3 separate regions of the Homo sapiens genome follow, and regions 1 and 3 are each linked to region 2. Evidence: chromatin loops called from intact Hi-C (ENCODE). Cell type or tissue: heart right ventricle. All regions are shown on one strand.

Region 1 (8,000 bases), 760 kb after region 2:
TAAAATGAATTTTCTCTGAGAATGATGTCATCAGTATAATATCACACCTGTGCTCCTGTAGAAAGGTGGTTGCAGTGAGATCTTGTCTGTGAAGATTGCATGCAATGACGCGGCTGCCAAGGCACTCCGTGGGTCGCCTGGTCCCTTCACAGATGAAGGCAGACTATGACTGAGACTCTGTTAAAATAGGCACAAAAATAACATGGTAGCCAAATCTGTAACAACAAAATATTTTATCAGTTGCATGAATATATATAGGTTTATTGTAAGGAATTGGCTCATGTGGTTATGGAGGCTAAGAAGTCCCAGGACCTGCAGTCAGCAAGCTGGAGAACTAGGACTGCCAATGTTGGAGTTCCAGTACAAGCCTAACGTCCGAGAATCAGGAAAGCTGATGGCATAAGTTACAGTCCACGTCTGACTTCAAAGGCGAGAGAAGATCTACGTCTCAGCTCTGAAATAATCAAAGAGAGTGAATTCTCTCTTCCTCTACCCTTGTGTTTTATTTGGGATTTAATGGATTGGATGAGGCCCACTCACACTGGGGAGGGTAACTACTTTACTAAGTCTACATATTCAAATGTTTGTCTCATCAAGGAACACCCTCACAGACACATCCAGAGTGTTTAACCAAATATCTAGGCAACCCAACTTGGCAAATAAAATTAACCATCATAAGGTGAAAGAGGTACACGATCTGAAGAGAAACCAGGGATGCAGGATGGTTAAACATCTGCAAGTCAATAAATGTGATACACCGTAAAAACAGAATTAAAAACAAAAATCACATGATCCTCTCAATACATGCAGAAAAAGGATTTGACAAAATCCATCATCCCTTTATGCTTAAAACCCTCAGCAAAATTGACATAGAAAAAGCATTTGACAAAATCCAGAATCCCTTTATGATTAAAACCCTCAGCAAAATCAACATCGAAGGGACATACCTTAAGGTAATAAAAGCCATATATGACAAACACACAGCCAACATTATGTGGAATGGGGAAAAGTTGAATGCATTCCCCCTGAGAACTGGAACAAGACAATGATGCCAACTTTCACCACTTCTATTCAACATAGTACTAGAAGTCCTCGCCAGAGCAATCAAATAAGAGAAATAAAGGGCATCCAAATAGGTAAAGAGGAAGTCGAACTGTCACTCTTTGCTGATGACATGATCGTATACCTAGAAAACCCTAAAGACTCATCCCAAAAGCTACTAGAAGTGGTAAATGATTTCAGCAAAGTTTCAGGATAAAAAATGTACACAAGTCAGTGGCTCTGCTATACAGTAATAGTGAACAAGCTGAGAATTAAATAAAAAACCCACTCTCTTTTACAATAGCTGCAATAAAACCCTTAGGAATATTATAATTCCTATAATTATAATAGTATATTCCTATAATTGTCAATTGCAGGCAATCTTTGCAGACCACATCTTAATTATATCCAGAATACTTAACCAAAGAGACAAAAGACCTCTACAAGGAAAACTACAAAACACTGCTGATAGAAATCATAGATACAAACAAATGGAAACACATCCCATGCTCACGGATGGGTAACATCAATATTGTGAAAATACCATACTGCCAAAAGCAATCTACAAACTCAATGCAATCCCCATTAAAGTACCAACATCAGTCTTCACAGAACTACAAAAATTCACACAGAACTAAAAAAGACATAGAAGGGACATACCTTAAGGTAGTAAAAGCCTAGAACCAAAAAAGAGTCTGTATAGCCAAAGCAAGACTAAGCAAAAATAACAAATCTAGAAGCTGACTTCAAACTACACTAGAAGGCCATAGTCACCAAAACAGCATGGTACTGGTATAAAAATAGCCATAAAGACCAATGGAACATAATAGAGAACACAGAAATAAAGCCAAATACTTACAGTCATCTAATCTTCAACAAAACAAACGAAAACATAAAGCAGAGAAAGAATACCCTATTCAACAAATGGTGCTGAGATAAATGGCAAGCCACACATAGAAGAATGAAAGTGGATGCTCATTTCTCACCCTATTCGAAAATCAACTCAAGATGGATCAAGGACTTAAATCTAATACCTGAAACCATAAAAATTCTAGAAGACGACATTGGAAAAAACCTTCTAGACATTGGCTTAGGCAAAGACTTCATGACCAATAATCCAAAAAGCAAATGCAACTAAAACAAAGATAAATAGATGAGACTTAATTAAACTAAAAGACTTCTGCGCAGTAAGAGAAATAATCAGCAGAGTAAACAGATAACCTACAGAGTGGGAGAAAATCTTCGCAATCTGTACTTCTGATTAAAGGACTAATACCCAGAATCTGCAGGAACTCAAACAAACCAGCAAGAAAAACATCCCATCAAAAAGTGGGCTATGGACATGAACAGACAATTCTCAAAAGAAGATAAGCAACTGGCCAACAAACACATGAAAAAATGCTCAGCATAACTAATTATCAGGGAAATGCAAATCAAAACCACAATACAATATGACATCCCTTCACTCCTGCAAGAATGGTCATAATCAAAAAATCAAAAACTAATAGATGTTGACATGGATGTGGTAAAAAGGGAACACTTTTACACTTTTTGGAGGGAATGTAAACTAGTACAACAGCTATGGAAAACAGTGAGGAGATTTCCAAAGAAGTAAAAGCAGATCTATCATTTGATCCAGTAATTCCACTCCTGGGTATCTACTCAGAGGAAAATAAGTCATTATATTAAAAAGATACTTGCACACACATGTTCATAGCAGCACAATATGTAATTAGAAGAATTTGAAGTCAGCCTAAATGCCCATTAATCAGTAAGTGGATAAAGAAAATGTGGTATAAATATTTACCACATGAAATACTACTCAGCCATAAGATGGAATGAAATAATGCATTCACAGCCACTTGGATGAAACTGGACACCATTATTCTAAGTGAAGCAACTTAGGAATGGAAAACCAAACATTGTATGTTCTCATTCATAAGTGAGAGCTAAGCTATGAGGATGCAAAGGCATAAGAATGATACAATGGTCTTCGGGGACTCAGGGAAAGGCTGGGAGTGGTGGGGTGGGTGCGGTGAGGGATAAAACACTACACAATGAGTACAGTGTACACTGCTTGGGTAATGCGTGCACCACTAATCTCAGAAATCGCCACTAAATAACTTATTCCTGTAACCAAAAACCACCTGTTTCCCAAAAACCTATTGAAATAAAAAGAAAACCAACATATTCCCCAAAAACCTATTGAAATAAAAAAAAAATTAACCACAATATTAGGCATTGGGTATGAGGGTCTGAATGGATGGGATCACTGCAGTCACATTACAGTAATCCACTGTGAAACACTATTTATTATTTGCAGGTTTAAGAACAGGACAAATTCTACTGCTAAACGTTGAAGCAATGAGGATTATCACCCCTTCACTAATTAAATAGGTATTATATAGTAAGTTTTATTTATTTGAAGTCATGTTGTAATTTATGTTGGATCATATTTGATAATTTATCAAGATGGGGAGGCTAGGCACGGTGGCTCACACCTGTAATCCCAGAACTTTGGGAGGCCGAGGCAGGAGGATTGCTTGAGGCCAGAAGTTAGAGACCAGCCTAGGCAACATAGCAAGACTCCACTTCTATAATTTTTTTTAACTGGCTGTGCTGGTGCATGCCTGTAATCCCAGCTACTTGGAAGGCTAAAATGGGAGGATTGCTTGAGCCCAGGAGTTCAAGGCAGCAGTGAGCTATGATTGTGCCACCGCACTTGATTCAGCCTGGGTAATGGAGCAAAACCCCATCTCTAAAAAAAATGAAAAATTAAAAATAAATCAAATAAAAAAAAACAGGAGAGGGAGTTCTGTAAGGTTACATTTGGTGAAGTCAATGTGTAAGCTCAAATGATTTAATATCAATTTGTTACTCATTAGGTAAGAGCATCCATGTCCCCTACGGACAAAGGCTTCTATGACTACGGGAAATTTAGTCAAGGTAACAAATGTGAGGCATAACTATGTGTCCTCTATTCTAGATGCAGTTACTCTGCTAGGATTAGGGGATGCAATGTTTAAATTTAGTGAAATCACAGGTATAACAAAGTTTGAGCTCCAGTATTTATTAAGTTTGTGAAGGTATGCCAATTGGTAGATTTCAGCAGATGTTAAAATTGATTCGAATATATGCTGGAGAGTTACAAATACCAATCAGCATCCTTTTACCTTTGGACTGTATAAGTTATTTTAGAAAATAGTACATTTCCAATTAGGTCAGATGATAGACTTCCGTTTTAATTTAAATTTTGTTTTTGTGCATATCCAAGTTCCTTCCCTTCCTTCCTTCCTTCCCTCCTTCCTTCCTTCCATCTTTCCTTCCTTCCTTCCCTCTTTCCTTCCTTCATTCCTTCCCTCTTTCCTTCCTTTTCTTCCTTCCCTCCTTACTTCCCTCTCTCCTTCCTCCCTTCCCTCCCTCCCTCCCTCCTTCCTTCCCTCTCTCCTTCCTTCTTTCCTTCCTTCCTTCCTGTCCTCCTTCCCTCTCTCCTTCCTTCATTCCTTCCTTCCCTCTCCTTCCTTCCTTCCTTCCATCCCTACCTCCCTCCTTCCCTTCCTTCCTTCCCTCTCTCCTTCCTTCCCTCCTTTCTTCCCTCTCTCCTTCCTTCCCTCCTTCCTTCCTTCTCTCTCTCTCATTTTTTTTGCCACTGGATATGGGGAAGGTTGTTCTCTTTCCCACTCATATTTATAATTTCTTTCTTTGAAACAGCCCCAAATCAGTATCTTCAGAGTTAAGGTCCTCCTTGTGAGCAGATTGTGTGGCTTAAGAACCCTAGACTTAAGTCAGGTTTGGATTTCTCCCTTCTCTCTGCCTCAGGGGTACCACAGGTGTCTTTTCCTATAACCCTGGGAATTAGATCTTTGTTGTGGCAGAATCATAAGTCACAGAGCGATGCAGCACAACCAGCCCACAATTCAGGGGTCAGTGGATTGAAATCACCTTCTGCTACGGCTCCATCTGGTTCTTCCAGGACTTCCCTCCCCCCCTTTTTTTTCCTTTTGTGGTATTGAAACTTTAGTGGTATATACATTGCCTCATAATTAGTAAAAACTCCCCTTATCCCACATCATGGATTAAAGAGAACATTGCCAGGAGCCCTTCACTCTTCTAGAAGGACTTTATTTGACAGGTAATTTTTCCATGGTTTAGAATAAAAGAGGTAATAACTAGAAATATCTCCCACATAGTAGGCTCTACAGCAAATTCTACTTTAAAGGCTGTTGTTCATGTCTTTAACTGTGGCTGCCCTTAATGTTTTTGTCATCCACAGAAAATTGTCTCATTTTGGTCCTCTTTAAATGATGGTTTTATAATCAGCTATAAAATTTAACAGATGCCCTTAAATGCAGGATTCTGATTAATAACGCTGGAGATTGTGACATTACAATAGAGGGAAAACTTTCAAATAGAAGAGTGAATGATGTTTGGGCTACTTTGGACTGTATTTTTCTAAATGTTATTAATATGTGTTCCAAAATTATTGGAAACTTCTATAGAAATGTAATCTCCAGTGTCGGAGATAGGGCCTGCTGGGAGGTGGCTGGTGCATGGGAGCAGTTTCCAGTGGTTCCCAGTGTTGGAGATGGGGCCTGCTGGAAGGTAGCTGGTCCATGGGAGCAGCCTCCAGTGGTTCCCACTTTCGGAGATGGGGCCTGCTGCGAGGTGGCTGGTCCATGGGAGCACTTTCTAATAGATAAGCATAATTACCCTAGCGCTGCTCTTGTGATAGAGTTCTCATGAGATCTTGTTGTTTAAAGTGTGTAGGACCTTCCCCCTCTCTCTCTTCCTCCTGCTCTTGCTTTCCCTTCCAACATGATTATGAAGTCTCCTGAGGCCTCCGCAGAAGCTGAGCAGATGTCAGCATCATGCTTGCTGTACAGGCTGTGGAACTGTGAGCCAATTTTCAGTACTCTTGTTATCTTTTTATTTTTTAAAATTTTATTTTAAGTTCCAGGATACATGTGCAGGACATGCAGGTTTGTTACATAGGTAAACGTGCACTATGATGATTTGCTGTACCTATCAACCCACAGCCTAGGTGCCTAGGTATTAAGCCCCACATGCGTTAGCTATTTATCCTGATGCTCTTCTTCCCCATCCCCAGTGACAGGCCCCAGTGTGTGTTGTTCCCCTCCCTGTGTCCAGGTGTTCTCATTATTCAGCTCCCACTTATGAGTGAGAACATGTGGTGTTTGGTCTTCTGTTCCTGTATTAGTTTGCTGAAGATGATGGTTTCCAGATTCATTCATGTCCCTGCAAAAGACATGATCTCATTCCTTTTTATGGCTGCATAGTACTCCATGGTGTGTATGTACCACATTTTCTTTATCCAGTCTATCACTGATGGGCATTTGGATTGATTCCTTGTTTTTGCTAATGGGAATAGTGCTGCTATAAACATACGCGTGCATGCATCTTTATAATAAAATGATTTATAGTCCTTTGGATATATACCCAGTAATGGGATTTCTGGGTCAAATGGTATTTCTGGTTCTAGATCTTTGCAGAATTGCCAAACTGTCTTCCACAATGATTGAAGAAATTAACATTCCTACCAACAGTGCAAAAGTGTTTATTTCTCCACAGCCTTGCCAGCATCTGTTGTTTCTTGACTTTTTTTTTTATTACACTTTAAGTTTTAGAGTACATGTGCACAATGTGCAGGTTTGTTACATATGTATACATGTGCCATGCTGGTGTCCTGCACCCATTAACTCGTCATTTAGCATTACGTATATCGCCTAATGCAATCCCTCCCCACTCCCCCCACCCTAAAACAGTCCCCAGTGTGTGATGTTCCCCTTCCTGTGTCCATGTGTTCTCATTGTTCAATTCCCACCTATGAGTGAGAACATGCGGTGTTTGGTTTTTTGTCCTTGAGATTGTTTGCTGAGAATGATGGTTTCCAGTTTCATCCATGTCCCTACAAAGGACATGAACTCTTCATTTTTTTCTCCTGCATAGTATTCCATGGTGTATATGTGCCACATTTTCTTAATCCAGTCTATCATTGTTGGACATTTGGGTTGGTTCCAAGTCTTTGCTATTGTGAATAGTGCCGCAATAAACATACGCGTGCATGTGTCTTTATAGCAGCATGATTTATAGTCCTTTGGGTATATACCCAGTAACGGGATGGCTGCATCAAATGGTATTTCTAGTTCTAAATCCCTGACGAATCGCCACACTGACTTCCACAATGGTTGAACTAGTTTACATTCCCACCAATAGTGTAAAAGTTCTCCTATTTCTCCACATCCTCTCCAGCACCTGTTGTTTCCTGACTTTTTAATGATTGCCATTTTAACCAGTGTGAGATGATATCTCATTGTGGTTTTGATTTTCATTTCTCTGATAGCCAGTGATGATGAGCATTTTTTCATGTGTTTTTTTGGCTGCATAAATGTCTTCTTTTGAGAAGTGTCGGTTCATATCCTTTGCCCACTTTTTGATGGGGTTGTTTATCTTTTTTTTTTTTGTCAATTTGTTTGAGTTCATTGTAGATTCTGGATATTAGCCCTTTGTCAGATGAGTAGGTTGAGAAAATTTTCTCCCATTCTGCAGGTTGCCTGTTCACTCTCATGGTAGTTTCTTTTGCTGTGAAGAAGCTCTTTAGTTTAATTAGATCCCATTTGTCAATTTTGGCTTTTGTTGCCATTGCTTTTGGTGTTTAGACATGAAGTCCTTGCCCATGCCTATGTCCTGAATGGTATTGCCTAGGTTTTCTTCTAGGGTTTTTATGGTTTTAGGTCTAACATTTAAGTTTTTAATCCATCTTGAATTAATTTTTGTATAAGGTATAAGGAAGGGATCCAGTTTCAGCTTTCTACATACGGCTAGCCAGTTTTCCCAGCACCATTTATTAAACAGGGAATCCTTTCCCCATTTCTTGTTTTTGTCAGGTTTGTTAGAAGATCAGATGGTTGCAGATATGTGGCATTTTTTTCTGAGGGCTC
Region 2 (8,000 bases):
CGGGATCTTTCTTTTCTCTGTGGTTTCGCTCTCGTTGTCTATGTGAAAATGAACGAGATCCACACACCTGCGTGTGTGAGAATATCACGGCAACTGTGACACCCATGCACTGGCAATAGAGTTGACAGCCTGATCCCAGGACTAAGGTACTGATGGACATCCAGACTCACCCACCACAATCATTAGCACACCCACTCCCAAACACACAGACACACATGGGCGCACGCGCGGGAACACAAGCACACACACAGACACAGAAAGACACAGACAGCTTGAAGGAGAGCAAGGGACAGAGGGATGGAGAGATAGAAACGGAAGGAGAGAGAAACAGCTATCCAGAGAGAGACAGAGAGGAACCTGGGAGATTGAGAGAGAGAGAGCAAGGTGGAGAGGGAAGTAGAGAAAGGGAAAGGGTGAGGGAGCTAGAGAGGGAGAGCAACAGAGCCTTGGAGAGGGAGGCTCTATCTGGTAGACAGGGGCCCCTTTGGCCAGGGTAGGGTGGAAGGTGTCTGGGACGGGCTGGAACAGGGGGGCAGGGCCGCCCACGCGGGAAACCCAACAGAGCCCTGAGACGTGTTTTTACTTGGATTGGTTGGTTGCTTTGGGGGTGCGTTTCGTAGCCTCATTCCTTTGTTGGCTCCTCCCTTTCCTCTTGGTACTGTGGGCCCTGAAAGTTGTAGAGTGCGCCCCTCACTGTGGCAGGAGCAGTGGCGCTGAGCATGCCCACGGTTCGCGGCTTGGGTCTCTCTCGTTTTCCGGGTGGTGTGGCCCTAGACAATGGCAGTGGCGCCTGGCTGGCCCAAGAGTCCAGTCCAGCTACGCCCGCCTGATTCCAGGCGTCATCAAAACCCGGGGCCACAAGGCTGGGATCAGGCACCCTAGAGCCACTTTCCCCTGGCCGGACTGCTCTCCCCCTCTACGCCCAAGCACCACCAGTCGCCGCGCTGCTCTTTCCGCTGACCTCCCAGAGCATCCCGCTGTCGCCGGCGGCCAGACCACGTGCGAGACCGCCAAGGCGCCAGAGGCCTCCATCCACTGCCAGGGCTCTGGACTCTCCAGGCGGCCACCCTCTCGCTGACACTCCAGGCCTTCCCCCGGCTCTCCAGCTCCAGAGCTTCCAACACCTGGGGCCCGCTCAGGAAGGGGTGTGCTCCGAGGCATCAGGGCCCAGGGCCCACTGTCCTGGGGTCCCCTCCGGTCCTCCGCCTTGCCGTGGAACAATTATTTTGGATTCCTTGCTGCCCCTCCTGCAAGGACCCCTCTTGCCCCACACACCCAGAGCCACCTGGGCTGACCGGGGCGAACAGCCGGCCCAGCCCCGCAGGCCATGTTTCTTACAACGCCTACACAATCGTCGATTGTTCCGAAAAGGACCTGCCATGGCCAATGGGGCAGGAAGGCTCTGCTTTGCCCCTCGCCAGCACTAGAGCCCCGGCAGCCTCATCCCGGGAAAGAGGGGCTGACGGACACCCAGACACACCCCACCACTACCACGAGCAAACCCACCCTGACACACACACGGATACACACGGGTGCACGCGCGCAGACACACACACACACGGACACAGACACACCACACCCGGGCACACACACACGGACACACAAAGACACAGACACAGATAGCTTGAAGGGAGACCACCCCTCATATTGTCTTATGGCCAATTTCTGCCTCCAAAGAAAGAAGAAGTAAAATCTAAAAGGCAAAAATGAAATCCACAGGCAGACAGCCCTGCGCCACACCCTGGGCCTGCTAGTTAAAGATTGACCCCTGACCTACTCGGTTATGTTATCTATAGATTACAGACATTGTATAGAAAAGCACTGTGAAAATCCCTGTCCAGTTTTGTTCTGATCTAATTACCGGTGCATGCAGCCCCCAGTCACGTACCCTCTGCTTCCTCAATCCATCACGAACCTCTCACGTGGACCCCCTTAGAGTTGTAAGCCCTTAAGAGGGACAGGAATTGCTCATTCAGAGAGCTAGGTTTTTGGAGAAGTGAGTCTGCCGATGCTCCCAGCTGAATAAAGCCCCTCCTTCTACAACTCGTTGTCTGAGGGGTTCTGTCTGCAGCTCCTCCTGCTACAGAAGGAGAGCAAGGGAGAGAGCGATGGAGAAATAGAACCAGGAGAGAGAGATACAGCGATTGAAAGACAGAGAAGGGGGGAGGAGAGACAGAGAAGGGGGGAGGAGAGACAGAGAAGGGGGAAGAGAGAGCTCCACAGTAGAGCGCGAGGTGGAAGGGGAAGTAGAGAAAGGGAGAGGGTGAGGGAGTGGTAGAGTGACAGCAACAGAGCCTTGGAGAGGGAGGCTCTGCTCAGGTAGACAGGGCACCTTTCCGCAGGCAGGGGTGGGGTGGAGGGTGCTTGGGCCGGGCTAGAACAGGGAGTCAGGGCTCCCCACCCGGGAAAACCAACGGAGCCCTAAGACGTGTTTTATTTTCTTGAATTGGTTGGTTGCTTTGTGGGTGCATTTCATAAGGTCCTTCCTTTGTTTGCTTCTTTCTGTCTCCTTGTTGCCCTGGGCTCCGAGATTTGTAGAGTGTTCTCCTTTGTCTGGAGGGAGCCGTGGTGCCAAGCTTGTCCACGGGGCGAGGCCTGGGTCTCTCTCCTCTCCTCAGGACTGGAGTTCACACGAAGTCGGTGGTATTGGGAAACCGGGTGCACAGGGACGGATTTCCTCGTGGCTGGCGAAGACAATCTCCTTCCCCTGGGGAAAGCAGCCCACGGGTTCTGGAGCGGAGGTCTTGGCTGGGGTATGTGGGACCCGCTGCCCCTGCCCGCCCCTTCCCCCGGCTTGGACGGTTACAGTGTCTCTGGATGAATGAATAGAATTGCCTGGGAGTCCGGGGAGTGTGAAGACACCCGGGACCTCAGGGAACCCGTGCCTGCGCCCTCGGGGTCTGTCCCGTCCTGCCCGGGTTGGAGCCAGGCTCCTGGTGGGGCTGCCGCGAGTCGGAAGAGGTAGGATGCTGCTGCCTGGCGGTGCTGCAGTGGCGGATCTTCAGGAGGAGGTCCTGGGCTTCGGCTGGGGCGCGGGGGCGGTCAAGGGGGAGCAGAGTCGCGGGGGCGGTTGGGAAGCACGGAGGCAAAAGGGGGAAAGAGGGAGAGAGCGGGAAGCCAAAAGCCTATGGTACCGGGTATTACCAGGTGGAATCCCATCCAAATACTAACCAGGCCCCACTCTGCTTAGCTTCAACAGATCAGAGGCGAGCGGGCGCGTTCAGGGTGGTGTGGCCTAGACGCCAGCAGCGGAGCCTGGCTGCCCCAAGAGCCCGGCCCAGCAACGCGCGCACGACTCCAGGCATCACCGCCACCCCGGGGCCGCTGGTCTCGGATCCGGGACCCCCAGAGGCTGTCGCCGGTGCCCCCAGGCAGCTGTCTCCCTCTACACCCGAGCACCGCCGGCCTCCCAGAGCGTCCCGCCGTCAGCGGCGGCCAGACCTAGCGCAGGACCAAAGTGGTGCCGCCCTGCTGTTGCTGGGGGGCGCCAGAGGCCTCCGTCCCCTGCCCAGGCTTCCAGCTCTCGGGGCGGCCTCCTTTCAGCCCACGCTCCAGTCCTTCCGCGAGCTCCCGAGCTCTGGAGCTTCCACCACATCGGCTGGCTCAGGACTGGTCGTGCTCATCCCTTAACTTTGTAACTTTTTGTTTCTATTTATATTTTATTGTGCTATGTCTTGAAATGTTGTAGTTATTACTTTTGATTGGATATTATTTAGTGTTCCTACTTTGAATAAGAGTAGTTTGCACACTACACAGCTATAGCGTTATAATATTCTGTTTTGTTTTGTATCCTATTAGCAGTGAGGATTTTTTTTTTTACCTTTAGGTGATCATTTATTGCTCGTTAATGTCCTTTTCTTCCTGATTGAAGTACTCCCTTTAGCATTCCTTTAGGACAGGTATGGTATTCATAAAATACTTCAGCTTTTGTTTGTCTGAAAAAGTCAGTATTTCTTCTTTTTATTTGAAGAAAATTTTCACTGTATATTCTATTCTAAGGTAAAACTTTTTTTCCTTTAATACTTTAAATATTTATTGCTTCTCTCTCCTGGCCAGTAGAGTTTCCACTGTAAAGTCTGCTGCCAGACGTGTTGGAGCTCCGCAGTATGTTATTTGTTCCTTTTCTCTTTCTTCGTTTAGAACTTTTCTTTATCTTTGACTTTTGGAAGATCTATTGAAAGCTTTGAAGTAGTCTTTTTTGGGTTAAATCTGCTTAATATTCTATAACATTTTTGTAGGTGGATATGGATATCTTTCTCTAGGTTTGGAAAGTTCTGTGTTATTATCCCTTTGAATGAATTTTTCTACCCCTGCCTCTTTCTCTACATCTTCTTTAAAACCAATAACTCTTAGATCTGTCTTTGTGAGGCTATTTTCTAGATCCTCCCCTGCCTCTTTCTCTATATCTTCTTTAAAACAAATAACTCTTAGATCTGTCTTTGTGAGGCTATTTTCTAGATCCTGTAGGCATGATTTGTTGTTTTTATTCTTTTTCTTTTGTCTCTTCAATGTATTTTCAAAGAGCCTGTCTTCAAGCTCACTATTTCTTCTGCTTGATCCATTCTTCTGTTACATGGTTTAATGCATTTTTCAGCATGCCAATTGCATTTTTCAGCTCAGAATTTCAGCTTTATTTGCTGTAACTATTTCAATCTCTTTGTTGAGTTTAGCTGATAAAATTTGGAATTTATTTACTTTGTTATCTTAAATTTCTTTCAGTTTTTTTTTTTTTAAATACAGCTATTTTGAATTCTCTGTCTGAAACATCACATATCTCTTTTTCTCCAGGATTTGTCCCTGGTACCTTATTTAGTTCACTTGGTGAGGTCATGTTTTCCTGGACAGTGTTGATGCTAGTAGATGTTCTTCAGTGTCTGGACATTAAAATCTTGGGCATGCAGCACCATATGAGAGGTTTAAAAAATAAAATTTAAAGAGAGAAAAGGTGAGTATTGTAGTCTTCATTGTCTGAGCTTATATGTAGCTGTCTTTCTTGGGAAGGCTTTTCACATATTTGAAAAGAGTTGGGTGTTGTGATCTAAGCCATATCTGCTTTATGGGGCACCTTATACCCAATAATGCTGTAATTCTTCCAGACTCAGAGAAGTACCACCCTGACAGCCTTCAACAAGATACAGGAGAATTTTCTGGATTACTAGCCAGAGACTCTTTTTCCCTACCCTTATTTTCTCTCAAAGATACAGAGTCTTTCTCTCTGTTCTAAGCCACCTAAAGCTGGGAGAAGAAAGACACAAGCACCACTGGCCACCACCACTATGATGCCCTGGATCAGACCTGAAGCTAGCACAGCACGGGTCTTGCTCAAGTCCTGCTGCATGCACTTTCTGACGACTGCCTATGCTCACTCAAGGCTTTTGGTCTCTACAATTAGCAGTTGGCAAAGCCAGACAGGCCTGTGTTCTTTCCTTTAGGGCAGTGAGATCCCTCAGTCCCTGGCTGGGTCCAGAAGTGCCATTCAGAAGTCAGGGCTTTGGCCACTTTTTAATAGGGTTTTTTGTTTTTCTCTTGTAAATTTAAGTTCCTTATATTGAATATTAGATCTTTGTCAGATACTTAGTTTGTAAATATTTTTTCCTCATTCTATATGTTGTCTGTTCACTCTATTGATTATTTCTTTTGCTGAGCAGAAGTTTTTAAGTTTAATTAGATCCCACTTGTCAATAGTTGTGTTTGTTGTTTTTGATGTCTTTATCATGAAATCTTTGCCTCTTTCTATGTCCAGGATGGTATTGTCTATGTTATCTTCCAGGGCTTTTATAGTTTTGGGTTTTACATTTAAGTATTTAATCCATTTGAGTGATTTTTGTGCATGGTATAAGGAAGAAGTCCAACTTCACTCTTCTGTATATGGCTAGCCAGTTATCCCAGCACCATTTATTGAATAGGGAATCTTTTCCCCATTGCTAGTTTTTGCCAGCTTTGTCAAAGATTAGATAGTTGTAGGTATGTGGTCTTACTTCTAACCTCTCTATTCTGTTCCACTGGTGTATGTGTCTGTTTTTGTACTAGTACCATGCTGTTTTGCTTACTATAGTGCTGTAGTGTAGTTTGAAGTCTGGTAATGTGATGCCTCAAGCTTTGTTCTTTTTGCTTAGGATTGCCTTGGCTACTTAGGTTCTTTCTTGGTTCTATATGAATTTTTGAATAGCTTTTATCTACTTCCATGAAGCATGTCATTGGTAGTTTAATAGGAATAGCCTTGGGCAGTACAACCATTTAAATGATATTAATTCTTTCTCTCCATTAACACGGAATGATTTTTCATTTATCTGTGTCTTCTCTGACTTCTTTGAGCAGTGTTTTGTAATTTTCATTGTAGAGATTTTTCACCTCCCTGGTTAGCTGTATTCGTATGTACTTTATTCTTTTCATGGAAATTGTGAATAAAATTGCCTCTCTGATTTGGCTCTTAGTTTGGCTTTTCTTGGTGTATAGGAATGCTAGCAAATTTTGTACATTGATTTTGTGTCCTTAAACTTTGTGGAAGTTGTTTATCAGCTTAAGGAGTTTTTGGGTCACAACTATAGGGTTTAGATAGAGAATTATGTTGTCTGCCAACAGAGGTAGTTGGACTTCTCTTTCTATTTAAATACCCTTTATTTCTTTCTCTTGTCAGATTGCTCCAGAAGGGACTTCTAATACTATGTTGAATAGGAGTGGTGAGAGAGAGCATCCTTGTCTTGTGCGGGTTTCAAGGAGGATGCTTCCAGATTTTGCCCATTTAGTATAATGTTGGCTGTGAATTTGTCATAGATGGCCTTTATTATTTTGAGGTATATTCCTTTGATACCTCATTTATTGAGAATTTTTAACATGAAGCTTTGTTGAATTTTACTGAAAGCCTTTTCTCCATCTATTGAGACAATCACGTGGTTCTTATCTTTAGTTTTCTTTATGTTACGAATCACATTTTATTGATTTGCCCATGATGGACCAACCTTCCATTCCAGGGAAGAAGCTTACTTCACTATGGTGAATTAGCCTTTTGATGTGTTGCTAGGTTCAGTTTGCAAGTATTTTATTGTGGATTATTGAATGGATGTTCATCAAGGATACTGGCCTGAAGTTTTCTTCTTTTGTTGTGTCACTGCCAGGCTTTGGTATCAGGATGATTCTGGTCTCGTAGAACAAGTTGGGGAAGAGTCTCTCCTCCTCTATTTCTTGAAATAGTTTCAGTAGGACTGGTACTTGTTCTTCTTTGTACATCTGTTAAAATTTGTTAATTTATCAGGTCCTGGGCTTTTTGGGGGGGTTGATAGGCTATTTATTATGGATTCAATTTTTGGAGCTCATAATTGGTCTGCTCAGAGACTGAATTTCTTCCTGGTTCAGTCTTGAGAGAGTATATGTGTCCAGGAATTTATTAATCTCTTCTAGGATTTCTAGTTTGTGTGTATAGAGGTGCTCGTAGTAGTTGCTGGTTGTTATTTTTATTTCTCTGGGGTCAGTGGTAACATTCCCTTCATCATTTCTAATTTTGTTTATTTGAATCTTCTCTCTTTTCTTCTTTATTAGTCTAGCTAGTGCCCTATCTTATTAATTTTTTCAAAAAACCTTGATTAAGTGATCTTTTGATCAGTTTTTCATGTCTCAATTTCCTTCAATTCAGCTCTGATTTTAGTTATTTCTTGTCTTCTATAAGCTTTGTGGTTGAGTTCTTCTTGCTTCCCTAATTCTTTCAGTTGTGATGTTAGGTGGTTAATTTGAGATATTTCTAATTTTTTTGATATGGGTATTACTTCTTATGCCCTACTCTAACTTTTGTCCTTCTAGAAAACTCCGAACTATGCTTCTAAACCAATTCAGACTTTCTCAGTGAATCAATCTGGTCTCCCTGAGGCAAAGTTAGAAATTTTCCATTACACATGGTTCTCTTTCTCTGTAAGAATATCTAATGCAACAATGCAAGTGTTTATTTCCCTCCTGGTAATGTGGGGAACTCCTTTTGGCTGAGACCAAGACTTAAAACCTTGTTCTTT
Region 3 (8,000 bases), 770 kb after region 2:
ATGTTTCTTGAGAAATAAGTGCCTTCAGTATCACTGTGTGTCACTTAATAAATATGACTAATATCTACTTTTACCAATTGCTGCAATTTGATCCTTAAACAGCCATCTTTAAATTATACTTTTTCTTTGGTTAAAGAAAAGTAATTACAATAGACATTAATTATTTTTACATAATTTTCTTATGTGGACACCCATTCTTAGAACTAAAACTTTCAGATGTTTATATTACAAGTACAATTATTGTTTATTATTATTAATGTCAGTAGCCAAATGTAATCAACTCTCTTCCTTTTACTTCCTTTTTTGAATCAACATGTCACACTTATACAAGCAAGAGCAACAGCTCTATATCTGGATCACTGCAGTGCCTAGAAGATACAACAGCACAATTTACAAATCCAAATTTCCAGGAAGTCTCTGCACATACCTCTAGTACAAAAGATGTTTCAGAGACTAGAGGGTCAGAGGGCAAAGAGAGGAAATATTCAACTCCCAGTTCAGGTCAAAAGGGAAGAAAGCCTGGTGTTGAAACAAATCCAAGAATGACTGTGTCTGCAACTCGCTCCTTTCTGTAAAGTATTCATGGTGTTTTACTTAAAATATTTGCTCTTATGATGGTCAATAATATTAATAGTTATGCTTTGTAAAAGAATTTATTCTTTACTTATAATTAATGGATCATTCTAAGTTATTATATGTTTATTTGGTATAGTAAGATGATGTGAAAGATTTGTTGCCTGTTAAATGTTTCTGGGATCTTTGCTTTATTTTTATATTATGATCTGTGCTTCCAAAGTTGAGCTGTAATTTTATTATTTATACAAATGTAGAATAAACCTTAAGTTCGGGGAGAAAAATAAAAGCTAGAGTTTTCCTTTCAGCTATAGAACAGTCATTTATTTCTATAAATGTTCTTTATGTAGCTTTCCTATTTCCACATTTAAAAAGATAAATACGGGGATCTACACAGGTCTCAGTAAATAATAGTTCTTGATTAATAATACATTTATGATAAAGCTTGAAGCTTAAAATAGAATTTTGCTCAGCTCATATCTTTTATGGTCAGGCTGCTATAATTATGTAATACCCAGTTAAATTTCAATTTCAGATAAACAAGGAATAATATTTTAGTATACGTATGTCCCAAATATTGCATGGGATATACTTACACTGAAAAAAGCATTTGTTTATCTGAAATTTCAAATTAACTGGGCATGTTATATTTTCTGTGGCAACCTGCTTTATAGTGAACAGAGTAAGTCAGCTGAATTTTAGAATACTTAACCCTAACCTGGTGTTCTAGGTCTTTCCTTTTTGTAATTATTATTATTATTTGGAGTCAGGGTCATGCTCCATCACTCAGGCTGGAGTGCAGTGGCACAATCACAATGCCCTGCAGCCTTGAGCTTCTGGGCTCAAGTGATTCTGACACCTCTGCCTTTGACTCCCAAGTATTTGTACCACAGGTACGTGGGCCCAGCTAATTTTTTTTTTTTTTTTTCTCATAGAGACAGGGTCTCAGGCTGGTCTGGAACTCCTGGGCTCAAGCAATCCTCCCACCTCTGCCTTCACTTCCCAAATAGCTGAGACCACAGGCACACGCCACCACCATACCCAGCTTATTTTTTTTATCAGTTTGGTGCAAGAGTAATTGTGGGTTTTGCTATTGAAAGTAATGGAAAAACCCATAATTACTTTTTGCACCGCCCTAATAATTTTTTGTGGAGACAGGGTCTTGCCCTGTTGTCTAGGCTGGTTTCCAACTCCTGGGCTTGAGTGACCCTCCTGCCTAGGCCTCTAAAAGTTCTGGGATTACAGATGGGAGCCACTGCACCAAGTTAATTTGTATAATTTTTAACATAAACATAAATATTTTGAGAAATAGAAATGTTAAAACCATTAGAGGAAAATATATTGTAAAGTATACAATAGAAAAAAAATCAAACAAAATACAACAAATACAACAAAAAAAATCAAAATTTTCAGAGGAACAAAACAAAATCTAGTTTTACAATCTTCAGAATTCAATCCCATTATATCAAAAATATAAAGAAACACATTCAAAGAAAAAGGCAATCAATAGAGACTGACCTCGAGATGACGCAGATGTTGGAATTAGTGTGGATTTTTAAAGTAGTTATTGTAATTCTTACTAAAATCAAAACCCCAAAAACCCGTAAAATAAATGGATAGGAAATCACAGCAGAGAAGAAGAAACTACAATAATAACAAAGGCTAAAGTGGAAATTCTAGAAGTGAGAAAGTTTTCAAAATTAAAAAATAACAATCAGTTGTGTTCAGGAGCAGCTTGGAGGTGGTAAAGAGTCAATGAACCTTAAAATACAATTGAAATGATTCAATCTGAAAAATGTGAGCAGTCATAAGTTGGGGTGAGGGAGCTTTTCCTTTGATTAGTGCTTTTAGGTAGTCTTGGTTTTGATAAGATTACTAGACTGATCCGTCAGGGGCATGCTAAGCAGAGTTTATCTTGGTTTCAGTAGTGCTTTAAGCAAAACTCATGATATTCTTGTGTACAAGATGAAAGAAGAGTGGACCAGATGACAATATTTAGATGAAGTCATTCTTAACCTCCGTTGCTCTCCCAGTGGTCTAGCTGGGGTTTGTATAAAGTGGAATGGGAGGAATGGGGAAGAAGCCCCCACCTACCCTTTCCCCTTGTCCACTTGTCCTCCTCCACTAGTGGATAAAGTCCACGGGAACAGGCAAGTTATTTTAAATCTGTATCTTCTGTTGTCAAGATCTGTAATCAGTTCTGCTCGCTGGACTGGGGACAGAAACCAAGGGAACATGAGGGTGAACGGGTTGACATGGAGTCCAGGAACACACTGTGCCTACGTGCAGAATGTTTGTGCCACGAAGCCAGTCAGCAGGCAGATGGTCTCAGATAGCAAGCTAGTGTTGGGAAGCAAGATTCAGTCTCTTGAAGGCGGTGTTCCTCATTCTGTGGTTTGTATCACTTGCTTCAGAATGACCTAGAGTACTTGTTAAAATGCAAATTTTGAGCCCAATCCTAGACCTCCTAAGCCTGTATCTCTACGGATGGGTCTCAGTAGTCGATATTGGAAACGTGCAGGTCCCTAGGAGATGCTTATGCATATAGATTTGAACTGTTGTGTTTAAGGGTTAGGGAGCTGGCAAAAGCAAGAAATAGGCCAAGCCCTTGGGTGGGAAGGCTCCATAACCTTGGCACTGTTAGCATTCTGGTTGGAACAGGATTCTGCCACGTGTTTCGCAGCATCCCTAGCCTCTACTCTCTAACCCCGTATTCCAGTTGGGAAAACCAAAAATGTCCCCTGGGAGGCAAAATAGTCACCAGTTGGGAACTGGAACCACTGCTTTGTGGGATCAGTGTGGTTACTTTGCTCCCAATCCAAGGATCAGAACACACGATGAGAGAAAGTCCAGCTATTGGAACTGGAGTGCCAAGTTGGAGCTGGACCTACAACAAAAGCTCCAAAAGCTCCTTTAAAGGGCTGATCCCATGCCTCAGCTACCTAGCTTGTACAGATGCCATGTAACTTCAGATTTGGTGACAGAAGGAATTTAAAGGCTAGAACTAGATAGGGTCTTTCAAGTTAGGCCAGCACACAACGTGGACTTTTGATATCATCCAGATGCTTGAACCAACCTCAGTCCTGAGGCAGAATTTCCCGTGGCATCTGATACACAGCCTGGATTTGGAGCACTCACTGGGATTAGATGCCACGGAAATATTGTTTAGGAACTCTGAAAGAGACAGGCTTCAACAAAGCAGACCTAAGCAACACATAGCGTCTGAATTTCTTTATCAGCTTGCATTCCAGCCCACGAGGACAAAAGCATCACATACATATCCACTGTGGCAAACCTGTCCTCATTAGGGAGTTTTCCCAGAACTACTCTCCCCTCTGTTCTGAGACTACTTGCTCCTTTGTAATGTTTCTACTTTCTGTCTCACTCCCTAATAGATGATTTGTCCTCTCTGCCCGGGCCCCTAGTTCTGATATTTGGATTGTCTGCAATCTGGATACTACTTAGGAGGTAGAATCAAAGCCTTGTTGATGGGATTGGGAGTTTCTAACTTCCTATTAAAGGCACTGATTAAGCATCTATTGTATAAAGTAAGTAAGATTATGATCCAGTAAGAAAGATTCCACAAGTAGCGCAGGAAGAATTGGTTTCTACTACACTTCATGCTTCAGGACAGGAAATCCAGAAAAAAATTCTGTGGTATGTTAAGTGTGTACTGTAAGTTTAATTTCCATGTGAAAAGCTTTAGTTAGCTAAAAAGTACATCCATGAAGAATCCTGATTAAACTTGTTTAATCCTGGTTAAACTAGGTACTAGCTAAATAATAATTTCACAACAACTCAAGAACTCTGTAAAATCATTTCCTCTGAATATTTTATTCAGAAAAAAAACACAAAAAGATAAGGCAGAAACAAAAATCCCAGTCATTTGCAGTATCTGTCAGCTTTCAATTTGGTTCTCTTGTTTAAACAAAGAAAAATAGTAAAATTAATCTAAGTAAAACATGCCATATATATTCAACTGCTACTAAATATAAAAAGCTTTAAAACTGTGTGTTCAATTTTGGTTACTGTATTACCACAGCAGTTATATTAAAATATGTATACTTTCAAATTTGGTTTCGATAAAAAATGGATTCTAATCTTATATAAGTTATTTCCCAATATTCAATAAATGTTGCCTAAGGGCTTTTTCAATCCAAATAGCAATTTTAATTATTCTGGAATTTAAGGGTGCTTTAAATTTCCATTTAATAGGGTGAGAATGCTGTATTATTACGAGTGATAAAAGTTACAGGACATAGAGGTTATTCCGTTTTAGAGTCCACATCCTGATTACATTTTATATCCTCTTCTTGATTTCTTACAACTAGATACATACTCATTTGCTCAGCTGGAAAAAATTCTTAACATTTACTGACTTTAGGTATGAACTCTACCAGCTAGTTAATAGGAAATATGTAATTAAACATTGCCTTTATCAAGTAATGTAAGAAAAGCATAAGAGCAACTTTGCAACATAGGAGTTGAATGAGAGGCTGGTGATTATCAAAATCTGGCACTTAATTGATTTATACTTGCACACTCACAGCTAAACGTCTCTACCTGTTTTTCTATGTTGTAAATCTAGGACATTACTTATCTACATAGGAAGAGTAATAAATATTAATAATGTGCTATGATAAACATCCTGTACTCTTCCAAACCTTACAATAAAACTGCTTCAATTTCACTTGTTTAGCTTTTATACTTAGTTTTTTAGTTGATCTATGCTTATTTTAAGGAACCTGAACTACTCTAACAGAATCCACATAATTTTTATATTAGTCAAACTGCTTCTTTCTAACTCTGGTTCTAATAGTTATAAAAAGATAATGATAAATTTATGAAGTACATACAGTCAAACCTGAATTTCTTAGAATATATACTTAGAATAGGTTATAATTTTTAGATATTCTTTCTTGACAGTCTTTTCCCAAACTCATGATGTCCTCTCTAGGTAATATTGCCACACTCATAAATTAGCAATAAAGACAAAAATGTGAAAACTACAGTAATTTAAGAGAATATAGGTTTTCTACATGCCATTTCTATTGGCTACTGAAAATAGTGAAAATAAGTAAATAAATAGCTACCTGTCCAGAAGCGTCTCATGCAAAAATCCATCTTTCTGAGCCTTTTTAAGAATTTTACTGTCTTCTTTACTTATTTTAAGCTTGTGGTCTTGGAAGCTCTGAAATTTTCTGCAGAGAAAATGTCTACATTGAAAAATACCTCAAACTCTGATTATACATATTTACTATTAAATTTGTAAATACTGTTAATTTCTTTTTCACTTATTAAAAAGGTTTAATTGTAGGCCAGGCACAGTGGCTCATGCCAGCAATCCCAGCACTTTGGGAGGCCAAGGCAGGCAGATCACTCGAGGTCAGAAGTTCGAGAGCAGCCTGGCCAACATGGTGAAACCCCATCTCTACTAAAAATACAAAAATTAGCTGAGTGCAGTGGTGCGCGCCTGTAGTCCCAGCTACTCAGGAGGCTGAGGCAGGAGAATCACATGAACCTGGGAGGTGGAGGTTGCGATGAGCCAAGATCATGGCACTGCACTCCAGTCTGGGGGACAGAGCGAGACTGTCTTGGGGGAGAAAAAAAGTCTAATTGTATTTTTTTTAATAAGCTGGAGCTTTTGAACAAAAAAGATGACCTTCATAACCTCTCAAGAGGAGGGCCACTCATTGACTGGGTAGCAGAAGGCACCACTTCTATTAAGGCATGGTGGCTGGAGTCCCCTGTGTCCTGGCCACAGCACAGCCTTTGACTGGCATCATGCCCATTCTATGAATGAATAGAGAGATTGACTAACCCGAATGACTAGCTTTGGGAGCTGGTAGGATGATTAGGAAAACTGAACCCTCAAGAAGAGAAAAGCATTTAGCTCAGTGCTCTGTCCTAGAGGCTACATTGTGTTGCCTCTTCTTGTCCATCAGTTTTCATTTTTTCAGACAGGGTCTTGCTCTGTCACCCAGGCTGGAATGCAGTGGTGATCAGAGCTCACTGCAGCCTTGAACTCCTGGGCTAAAACAATCCTCCTGTCTCAGCCTTTCATGTAGTGGGGCCTACGGGCATGCACCACCATCCCCAGCTAATTAGGTAATTTATTTTGAAAGCACTTTGAGAAGCACTTCACTGTCAAATCTGTAGGTCTAAAAGGAAAAGCATACATACACATAATTGATTTCACATTGTTTTACATTTCCTTTGTCTTCTTCTGGAATGTCATCTTTTTTCTTGGTTTCTCTTTCAGCACAGGATCTAATCTAGATATTGGAAAAGAGAATCCAATGGGTTATATATTTATCTTCCATCTTCCCCACTTTACACATCACCTAAGAATATTCGAGATGATTTCTTATGCAGAAGAAAAAATTAACTGAGCAACTATGTTCAGAAAAAGACAGGTTCTGGCTATGTGTTTTTACTTCATATATATAATCTATATGAGTAAGTGCTATCACATGCTTTCTCCACAGCCCTTGTGTCAGAAACACTACAGACAAAATTATTTCAGAAACATTTTACACATCAGATCCTGTTAGGCAATAAAGAAATCATTAATTTAATTTTATCCTCCAAGTGAATACACTAGGATCAAATTATCCCTAGTAGACAAGTGTTCATTTGATCAGATTGAAAGCTTAATAGCTATTTTATATTGCACAGACTATTACCAAAGTATTAAAACTTTTAACATTACACAACTTGATTTTAATTAATTGGAACTCACCTCTTTTACTAGCTTCTTATATCCTCCTAAGTTTGGATAGATGTTTACTATCACATGTCATCAGTTAATTAATCTGCATTCAAAAATTAGGATTGCCCACAGAACAGGCAATTGGCAATGGTAAGGAATCATGTCTCCTAAGGGATCTCTGTGGCCAGAGTCCAGTTCCAGGGCTGCTTAGACAGTGATGACAAATAACGTGTTTGTGCCAATGACATCTTTGTGACAGTTTTGATTAGAGGGGTCCCAGACCTGAAAACATTCCCTGCTAGGGCCTGTAGCACAATGCTACCTTTAGTAAGAGGGGTCTGTGTTCTGGTAGACAAGGCAAGGTCATAAAGGTGAAGGGCTGACAGAGATTAGGAGAGCCTGCAATTAAATGGTACAAAAAGAGTCCTAAATAATCACTGTTCAGAGCTTCCAAGTACTTGACTAACCAAAGAGACACAGAAAACTTTGTATTTCATCTGAAAATTGCTTTAAATAGTGAAAAATGCAATGTTTGTGTAAGTATCTTTGTATCTTTGTATAAGTGCAAAGCACCGCACATATATTTGCAATTGTTGCCTTCAGTAACACTTTTGTGATGATATCCAGATGAAAAATAATTTAAACATGATACAATAAAATATAAATAAGTAAAATTAAATGTAAGTCACAAACCCATCTGCATTTCCTCAATGAC

Evidence for each region. Peaks named below come from ENCODE experiments on the same cell type or tissue, not always from the same donor. Only the 100,000 strongest peaks of a DNase experiment are listed, where the experiment ranks them.
Region 1: it touches region 2 in a loop (10-fold over the local background); 36 of 110 quality-filtered maps call a loop at or near these places.
Region 3: a loop joins it to region 2, with 15 times the contacts of the local background. A loop is called at or near these places in 19 of 110 quality-filtered maps.

The regions. Positions count from the first base shown.
Region 1 is chr20:29,110,362-29,118,361 of GRCh38, reverse strand. No RefSeq gene overlaps it. Among named protein-coding and RNA genes, the nearest start is that of FAM242B, 430 kb to the left of the region's middle. In heart right ventricle, no CTCF peak of the experiment used is centred here; no DNase peak of the experiment used is centred here.
Region 2 is chr20:29,869,300-29,877,299 of GRCh38, reverse strand. It overlaps the pseudogene RNA5SP532. Among named protein-coding and RNA genes, the nearest start is that of FAM242B, 320 kb to the right of the region's middle. In heart right ventricle, no CTCF peak of the experiment used is centred here; DNase peaks (open chromatin) are centred at 549, 3,209 and 5,299.
Region 3 is chr20:29,099,217-29,107,216 of GRCh38, reverse strand. No RefSeq gene overlaps it. Among named protein-coding and RNA genes, the nearest start is that of FAM242B, 450 kb to the left of the region's middle. In heart right ventricle, no CTCF peak of the experiment used is centred here; no DNase peak of the experiment used is centred here.